Regions from separate parts of the Mus musculus genome. Here all the other regions are linked to region 1. A link is a contact called in ENCODE Hi-C or POLR2A ChIA-PET data. All regions are on one chromosome and are shown on one strand. Each heading gives the region's core, a stretch centred on a gene start or an enhancer-like site at or near the end of the contact. The rest is flanking DNA. Distances are from core to core; before and after follow the strand shown. Region 1 holds the start of Tatdn2 (TatD DNase domain containing 2). Region 2 overlaps Irak2 (interleukin-1 receptor-associated kinase 2). Region 3 holds the start of Sec13 (SEC13 homolog, nuclear pore and COPII coat complex component).

The links. Hi-C counts contacts between places; a loop is a spot of excess contacts on that map. ChIA-PET counts read pairs that join two places held with the same protein, here RNA polymerase II (POLR2A).
Region 2: POLR2A ChIA-PET joins it to region 1 with 45 read pairs in Patski. The contact joins the enhancer-like site here to the promoter of Tatdn2 in region 1. A Hi-C loop is called at or near these places in 2 of 37 maps with a recorded cell type or tissue (both left cerebral cortex). POLR2A ChIA-PET finds 5 or more read pairs at or near these places in 4 of 5 experiments (Patski and embryonic stem cell).
Region 3: a map of heart shows a loop between it and region 1 (2.9-fold over the local background). The contact joins the promoter of Sec13 here to the promoter of Tatdn2 in region 1. A Hi-C loop is called at or near these places in 5 of 37 maps with a recorded cell type or tissue (heart and left cerebral cortex). POLR2A ChIA-PET finds 5 or more read pairs at or near these places in 4 of 5 experiments (Patski and embryonic stem cell).

The regions. Positions count from the first base shown.
Region 1 is chr6:113,695,552-113,698,566 of GRCm38, forward strand. It overlaps Tatdn2 (TatD DNase domain containing 2), which reads left to right and starts at 1,499. Exons shown (of 8, transcript NM_001347356.1): 1 at 1,499-2,050; 2 at 2,156-2,566. The coding sequence starts at 2,162.
Region 2 is chr6:113,652,571-113,655,585 of GRCm38, forward strand. All of the region lies in intron 2 of Irak2 (interleukin-1 receptor-associated kinase 2), which reads left to right. Among named protein-coding and RNA genes, the nearest start is that of Irak2, 16 kb to the left of the region's middle. Within about 2 kb of position 1,626, at least 1 of the 3 ENCODE cell types and tissues checked has a DNase peak (open chromatin) inside an H3K27ac peak, as active enhancers do.
Region 3 is chr6:113,739,264-113,742,278 of GRCm38, forward strand. Sec13 (SEC13 homolog, nuclear pore and COPII coat complex component) reads right to left here and starts at 1,418. Exons shown (of 9, transcript NM_024206.4): 1 at 1,382-1,418. The coding sequence starts at 1,384.

The DNA of each region.
Region 1 (3,015 bases), core at 249-2,748:
TGTCTCTAATCCCAGCACTTGGGAGGCAGAGGCAGGCAGAATTTTATGAGTTTGAGACCAGCCTGGTTGGCAGACCTAGTTCCAGGACAGTCAAGATTTCACAGAGAGAGCCTGTCTTGAAAGAATCAAATCAAACCAAAACAACAAAACGACACCCCCCCCCCCAAAAAAAAAAGAAAAACCCCACAAACAAATAGAGATGGCTTCTGGGATGGTTAACCTTCACTGTGAACTTGGGTTAACAACCCTCTAGGAGTTAGATATGCTCTGGCTGTGACTAGGAGGGAGTTTACCGAGAGGATGAACTGAAGACAGAAGACTCTGAGTATGGGAGGTGCTATTCCATGGGTTTGGCTCCTGCATTGGGTAATTAAAAAAAAAAAAAAAAGTGAAGGCCAGCTGAGTGTGGAGAGCCTTTAGTTCTTGCCACCACAGCTGTTGGCCAAGAGCAGTCTGGGAATGAAGTAGTAGGACAAACTCTTTTCTTTACTGTTTTGGTTCTGGGGGGCGGGGGCATTTTAAGTGTCACAGGCTGGTCTGGAATTCCTGACCCTCCCCTCCAACACCTCCAGAGGGCTGCGATTACTTACAGACTTGTGTGACACCTGGGTAATTTGGTGATTAGGATCAAAAGCTTGCTTCTCCTGTAAGTGCTCTGCTATTGAGCTGCAATCATTACCTTTTCTGGGGTTGGTGTGGGAAGGTTTGAAACAGGGTCTCAAGAAGTTAGGAGGTGACCTTGAACTCTGGATCCTCTGTCCTACGGCTCTCTTGATGTGGGGTTATATCTCTTCTTTTCTTTCTCTCTCTCTCTCTTTTTTTTTCTTTTCTTTTGATCTCACTCGGAAGCCTAGGTTGATCGGAACTCATTAGCTATCCCAAACTGGCTTCGAACTCAGCAGTTCCCCAGCCTCAGCGACCCAAATGGAATTACCAATGTGAGCTACTATGGCTGCTTCAGGCACCTCTCTGTTCTCCCCACCCCCCGCTATTAAAATTTTTTTAGTTGTAGTCAGGTTCTAAAACGTCTAGGCTGGACTTTGTCAATCGTCCTGCCTCTTCTTCCTGAGCAGTTGGTTTTACAGGTCTATCCGGCAGGCCTGGTTCTGTTTTTTGTGTGTGTATGGCTTGTGCCTGCTAACCCCAATTCCGTCACTTTCTGGGTGTGTCGCTTGGTTTTTATCGAGCCACAGTTTCCTGCGTTGTTTTTTTTAAAAAAAAAAAAAAAAGGGGGAGGGGGGATGGGTGAGTAGGTGAGTGAGTGACAATGTTTGGCACGCGCGTCCGGTACCAAGAGGCCCGCCAAGTTACCCTCCATCGGTATTTTCGGCTCCCGGGCGTCCCCAGCAGGCCCTTCGCGCGGATCCAGGGCCACGTGAGAAGCTCCGCCACATATCGCTCCCAACCAACCACAGAGCTTCGTGAGGCGTAGGGGCACGCCCCAGAACGTCGGACCAACAGGCGCGCTCCGTCTTGCCCGAAGTCACGCCCCTCTCCCGTTGGAGCAATCGGCGCCGTCCCTGACGCCGGCTCCGCCCCTGCCGCACGCCGGCCGCCGGCCGCTGGGCAGGTTCCGCGGAGCTGACGCCGAGGTTGCGAAGTAGGCGGCGGGGCCGAGGCCTTGGATGAGGGCGCGGTGCGGCGCTGGGCCGGGTCAGCTGGAGGAGCGGAGGTGACTTCCGGCGCGCGGCTCCGGAGGCCAGTGGCTCCCTCAGGCCCGGGGCGGGACGGGGCGGCGGGAGGCGAGCGGCCACCCCGCCCGCGGCCCGCCCTTGGCGTCCGGGGCCTGCGGGCGCGTGCGGCCCAAAAGGCGGCTCCGCACGCGCTCGGCCCCCCGCGCAGGGCTTCGGAAGGCAGACCGCTGCACCGCGCCGCGCCGCGCCGGAAGCGCCTCGGCGTCTCGGGAGTGGCGCGCTGTTGACAGCCGCGCTCGCGGACTTGGGCTGCGCGTTGTTCGGGCTCGGCGCTCGGCCCGCGGACGCTTCTCGGAGCGCTGTGGCGTCCCCGAAGCCCGTAGCACTGGAATGGGCAGACGACAGGAACGGGAAAGGTCAGTGGGGCCGATTCCCGCCGTTGCCCTAGCGGCTTCCCGGCGGTGTGAGGCGAGCAGCCGCCAAGGCTGCTGCTACAATCGTCGTTCCTCTGTCCCTGGCAGGTGCCCATGGCGTCGGAGCGGCGCAAGGTCAAGTATCACTGGGGCAGCACGTCGGAAGGGTGTCCCAGCAAGCGCAGCCGCCCCCGGGAGCCCGGCAATGTGGCCCCCTCCAGCCGGCCAGGTCGCAGGTGTGCGTCGCGTCCTCGAGGGGCCAGCAGCCCCCAGCGTCTGAAAGTCCGGCGCGGGGACGATGTGGCCCGCGCTCCTCGGAGCTCAGTCCGCCGTCGCACCTCCTCTTCCTCTTCTTCGTCCTCTCTCTCTTCGGGCTCAGGTGTGGGTGAGGCCGCTTCCCCTGGCTTCCTGATTGCGAGCCCTCGGAGACTATTTACGTCCAAGGGGTCCCCTCTGCACCCTGCCCACTCCTCTCTAGAAGAAATGGCTTCTCTACGGAAGGAAGCTTGTAGCGTTAAGGTACGTGGCAGCGACGTCTGGCAAACAGTGAAGTCCCTTGCACGTGGTTTGAGGGGTGGAGAGAAGACATTTGGTGGGAAGAGAATAAAAATTAGATCTTTCCTGTGGAGGGCCTGGTGTGTGTGTGGGGGGGGGCGAGGGGGAGGGTGTTGAGGGGTAGAGCTCAGTATGGAGGGGGTTTTCAAACTTGGTGGCATTTGGAACTACTAGGAAAGCCTGATAATGGTTGTGGTCTGCCATCCCAGAGAGAGTGATTATAGATAGTTTGGAGGGATCTCTGCAACCTTCGAGTGATTGTAAATGGACAGTGGAACTGGAGGATCAGCACAATGGAAGGTGGAATAATGCCCAGGAAAGATGATGTAGATTTCGGTCAATTTATAGAGTTTGCCCTTGGGGCTGGAGAGAAGAAGGCACATACAGCTGCTGAAGGAGGACACAGGTTCTGA
Region 2 (3,015 bases), core at 376-2,875, 43 kb before region 1:
TACAGAGGTAAAGCATCTTGTTGCTCTGGAGGAGAAGTAGCTATTCCAGAGACAACTAGCATCTCACACACCTTCCCATTTGGCCATCTGGATGTCTACACGCAACTGTCTTCCCACATGTGCCCCGTCCCCAAGAGAGAAAGACCTGATAGCTATCAGTCACTTTCTTTAGGTTAGTTCACCGTCCGATGCCACCATCTGTGGCTCTCCTCTCCAGCTTCTGATGACCCAGTGGATCTCAACCAGAAAGAGGTTATCCGCACTCCCTTGCCCACCAGTGTACCCACAATTCATTGCTAGGATGGAACAGGAAGCCACAGTCCAAGTAGCTGCTTGCTCTAGCAGTCAGTGATTCCAGCAGGACCTGTCCATTGCCTGCTGCAATAGCGGTCCTCACCAGCCATTCTGCAGTCTCTGGGCATCTGTTTCACCTGGAACCTTGGCAGGGTAGTTTGGATGGGGCTGAGGAGTAGATATGATTGCCCGGGTAAGCCTAGGTCTCATGGCGCATTTGTCTAGTGGGGTAGATAGACAGTAATGATTGAACACACATAAACACAGTCAATAGCAACACATGCACTCGAAGGAACATGCACTGGGTGGGGAGGCCGGCTGAGAGAGGGAGATGGGAAGGGCAGCTGAAGGAAGGGCCTACTTGGTCGTGTCTAGGCAGAGGGCACAGCATACTCACAGAGGCTGGGGTGGGCAGGAGGCATGTATGAAGACCAAGAGAGGCCTTTGACTTTCTGATCCTCCTGCCTCAATCTCTCAATTCTGGAATTACAGGTGTGCACCGCCACACCCAGATGATGGAATGCTGGGAATCAAACATGGGGCCTATGGCTTGCTGGGCAAGCATGCTCCCCATATTATTATTATTATTGTTGTTGTTGTTGTTACTATTATTATTTTATTGGTTCTTCAAGACAGTTTTTTTTTTTTTCTGTGTAACAGAGCCCTGGCTGGCCTGGAACTTGATATGTAGACCAGACTGGCCTGAACTCACAGAAATCTGCCTGCCTCTGCCTCCCTCCTGAGTGCTGGGATTAAAGGTGTGTGTGTATGTGTGTGTGTGTGTGTGTTTATTGTTGTATTAGCAGTTTTTCTCAGGGCTTTAACAAAATCCCAACAAAGCAGCTGGAGGAAGGAAGGAAGGAAGGGCTTTTTTGGCTCCAAGTTTGAGACCTGTACCTGGGACCTGGGATGCTGGTCACACTGCATCCACAGACATGAGAGCTGGTGTTCAGCGCCTGTGTGTGTAGTCTACGACCCCAACGTAAGGGGCGGTGCTGCCCGCATGCTGATGTGTCTTTATACCTCAATTAACCTAAATCAGAAAGCCCCTCACACGTACACCCAGAGAAAGGTTTGCCTCCGTGGTGACTCTAAATCCCACCACGTTGACAAGACCAACTTATCAAATGAAAATGTACTGGTCCCATGTAGCTGAGGGGTTCTGCCTGTCAACTGAGTAGGGGGAGACCCGCGGGGGTCTGAAGGGATGTGAGAGGTGACTAAGCATTTCTCTCCCATTGGCCGCTGCCATCTTCCTGTCAGGTTTTTGTGGATTTCTTGTTGTGGGTGTTGAGGTGGGATGCTCACACAGTAGGGAAGAGCAGCGTGGCCGAGCTCTAACCCCGTCTGGAATTTTCTCGATGAGCTTTGTTGTTTTCTGGACGACATGCTTGTGCAACTCTAACTGTTCAGACTCTGGCTTTGGCGTGTGAGCCAGAGTCACTTCCTTCCTGGATCAGGGCTCTGTGGACAGGGGACTTTGGGTGGCTGTTGAGCAAAGTAGAGAAGTGTGACCCCTTCCTCTTCATAGAGCCCAGGCTGCACGCATGTAGGTGAGAGGGCTCCCATGTATAGTCTAAGAGTTTCTGTGTTTGCCCTCTCTAATGTTTTCACAGCCTCAGGGAGCAATAGAGTGTGGATCAGGATCATCTCCCTGTGGCATCAGGGACCTGTCCTGGAAGCTGTCACTGTATCAGGCTGAGACATCAGGGTCTATGAACCCAAAATAATGGGACTTAGCACCCAGTATGTCCCAGCAAGCACCTTTCCTCATGAGTTTAGTTACTCCCATTTTATAGCTGTGGAAACTGAGACTTGCCCAAAGCCACTTACCTTGTAAATGGCTAAGATACAAACCGAGGTCAGCTTGACCTTAATCTGTATTTGGGTAGGTCGTTAGGTTAAGTCTCAAGTTTCCCCTTTGGGGAATCGGGCATCTTTAGGTATGGTGGCACTCAAGAGGTGGAGGCAGGAGGATCAGAAGTTCAAAGCTGGTCTTGGCTACATTGCCGTCATCCTTGGGTACAAGAGACCCTGTCCCACACTTCAAAGGAACAAGTGTCTCAGCCTCTGTTTACTCTGTTTTTATAGCAGGAAGCTTCAAAAAGGTGGCCGCTGTTTTTTTTTAGGGTGCTGATGCTAGTGTGGGGCAGGTCACCTGATTTCCTTCCCCGAACTGATCCTTCTACAGTCGCTGTGGGTTTGGAGAGTGGTGGGAGAGCACATAGGGGGGCATGTGCCGCACAATTAAACTGGGGCACAGGGGGTTCACCTGTCAGGCTGTGACTGTGAACCATGCTGTGGTCACCCGGCTCCTCTAAGTGAGAAGGCTCAGCTGTCCTCAGTGTTTTCGTGAGTCAGTGCCAGATGCGTCAGAGGCGTGACCTAATCGCGCCCCCCTCCCCCCAAGATGAGCTGCAACATGCGAAAGGACAGCTCCTGTGTCCTTGACTTGGGGTCGCTGTGACAGGGGAGGCAATGGAAGAGACTCGTTGGCTTTTTGTTCCTGGTTAGCTGGGACCTTGCCTTCAATGGCTTCAATCTAATTGCAAGGGAGACTGGGATATGAGAGGGGCAAGTGGGTCACAGCTCCAGGTGACATCGGTTCAAGGGGATTTTGGCAAGGTTCCATCTAACCCTCCAAAGCCCCACACAGCCTCACTCCTGCCCAGTTTTTTGACCTTACCTCTACCATCTATCTGCCTCTTCCTTCAGCCCAGC
Region 3 (3,015 bases), core at 168-2,667, 44 kb after region 1:
GGCAGGTGTGGTGTTGCAGATCCTTAACACTCTGGAGGATCAAGAGGGTGGATCAAGAATTCTCCAACAGCCTGGGCTATTTTTTCAGAAAGGTAGACCCTGGGAGAGTACGGCGGCAAGGCATTCAGAAGGCACACACTGAATAAGTAAGTGTGTTTCCTTGAGAATCTTAAATGCTCTGAAAAGTGTCGGCAAAGATTAGAGAAAGAGGAGCAGCACCTGCCTGGAGACAATGACATTTTCCCGTGAGCATTGGAGAGGCACCAGGAGCAATCAATTATAGTCAACAGAAAAACTAATCAATTTAAGGTGGCAGTGAAGAAAACACCCTTACCAAAACCACACTGCTGGCAACAATCTTATCTACTAATCCTCTAACCCCCTCCCCCAACACACACCAATATAAGGTGGGTGATGTGACCAAGAATTCCCCACAATCCCAACTGGCTCAAGGAAAAGTAATTTTCTATTGGTGACCCACAGGACTTTGGAAAGCTGGCATCCTTATGACCATTCTTAACCAGCAGCCATGGGTTATGATCCACACTTTGGGATGCTATGTATTTTAAAGCTCTTGGAGCAGTCCTCCGGAGCATCTTATAAGGACACTTATGCGCTTGCTGGAACACAGTAAGAAGCTGCACTCAAAACAGTTCAGCTCATCAGAATCACACCAGGTACAAACTTAGAATGAACCTGTGTATGAGTCTCCAACTTGGCAACAAAAGAGCCAAAGGCCAACAGAAGGAGGCAGCTCCTTGCACCGCTGCGCCAACCAGGGTCTAAGACTTCCAGAGTTTCATTCCCTTAGTATTATACGGAGTGGGGTGCGGTGAAAGACATACCACAGAGGCCATGTAAATTCAAAAATAAGAAACAGAAATAAAAAGCTGAGACGATGCCCTGGAGTCACTCAGCTAGGCCTGTCATCAGTTTCCCGAAGGGACCATCACACATGGGAGTCCTGTGTCCAAGCAACTGATCCCTCCACCTCCTTTGCTGAGGTAGTGGGTGGCAGGGCGAATGATGAGGAGAATTTGGATCTTAGCTTGCCACTGCCTAGCCCAAGTGTTGATGATAGTAGCATCTGCTCCGCAGGCTACGCGCAGGCAGAGGATGTGAGCGATCGTGGGAACGCACTAAGGGCTTGTCAGGCAGTAGATCCTATGATAGCTTTGGCTGTTTTTCCAATTCTGGAGGACAAGACACGAGACGGGCAGGAGGTGGGCTCGCAGCCCGGGCCTATGAGTTCCGGAAGGCCCAGTGGCCTTGCCTTAAATTCCCGCTCCGAGACCCAGAGAGAGGCAGGACAAGCAAACTTTGAGGACGTAGAGGTGGTCTGTCTCAAAGCCACGACTATCGCAGGGATCGCGACACTTACCATAGCTGCAGCAGCGGCGACCCACGGCCTCGGACGTGGCAGCTCAAAACGCTTCACTTCCGGTGCCGGCCCGCAGCCGGCAGGCTGTCACCCAGGATCTTCCGGTCAGCAACACACTCGACTCACACAAAGGTTCCGCGTCTTCTGGATCCTCGGCCCCGCCCTCCTGCAGTTCTGCCTTTATCTTGGCTACTGTTGGGCTCTGGTTGCTGTGGCGACCCTAATCCAGGGATTTTATGATTTGAAGCCGTCGCTAGCAGGTTTTTTATTTAGACTAAGTTTTTTCTGGTTCCTGAGATGCATACATAAAATGACTAGTCATTATAGCTTCACTCTCCTTTTCTGCGGGTTCCGGGTCCCACTGGCTTATCATGACCATCGTAGAGGTTAATTTCTCAAGTAGACTGGGCTAGTGCTTTGTTAGGTCTTGCTTAAGTTTCTTTCCATTTAATTTGATGTTGACTATTGGCTTGCTGTATATTGCCTTATTATGTTTAGGTATGGTCCTTGTATCCATAATCCCTTTAAGACTTTTAACATGAAGGGGTATTGGATATTGTTAAGGGCTTTTTCATCATCTAATGAGATGATCATGTGGGCTTTTTTCAGTTTGTTTATATGGTAAATTACGTTGATGGATAAAGCAATTCCACTAAATTCAGGGACAAGACAAGGCTGACCACTCTCTCACTATCTATTCAACATAGTACTTGAAGTTCTACCTAGAACAAAAAGACAATTAAATGAGATCAAGGGGATACAAATTGAAACGGAAGAAGTCAAAGCTTCATTGTTAGTTGATATGATAGTATACAAAAATGCACCAGCTTTCTTAAGGGATGGCAAGCAGAGAGTCTCAAGTCCCTGGGAGTCTGACTGTTTCAAGGGAGAACAACTGGAACCTCCCCAAACTCTTGTTTTTAGCTTTGGTGCTTACACAGCACTGAAAGGGGAACACAGAGCCCCAGGGCAGCTCCTCAGATGCACGTGGTCACATTTCCCCACCACACTTAGAAGCCAAGTGGCCCAGAGTAGAACCTCCACTCCCATTAGCTAAATCCTTTGCTGGGCAGTGGTGGCGCATGCCTTTAATCCCAGCACTTGGGAGGCAGAAGCAGGCAGATTTCTGAATTGAAGGCCAGCCTGGTCTACAGAGTGAGTTCCAGGACAGCCAGGGCTCTACAGAGAAACCCTGTCTTGAAAAAAAAAATCTTTCTGGTCGTATGTTGAAACTGGGATTGAATACCTTGGCTGAAGATAGCTACCAGCAAGATGCCAAGACTCAAGGAGTGTGAAGGCTTTTTGGAGAGGGGCCTGGAGAGTGGCAGCCTTATATCATGACACCGCCCTCACCCCTGGCTGTCACTATCACCACCACAGTGCCTTTGAGATCTCTTTCCTCCTCCAATGGAGAACTTTTACAGGGATTTGAGGAGGCGATACTTAGGGTAAAACAGAAAAGAAAGTTGAGGGGGCTCCTTGGCCTTCTGTTCTTTGAGGTGCAGGCCCCTCTGTAGCTGCATCACTAACCTTCAACTGATCGGGCCAAGTTCTTTTTCTCTGAGCCTTGCTTTTCTCCAGTGAAAAATGTTGACAACGGGCATCTAACATGTAAATATAAGGCACTGTTATTG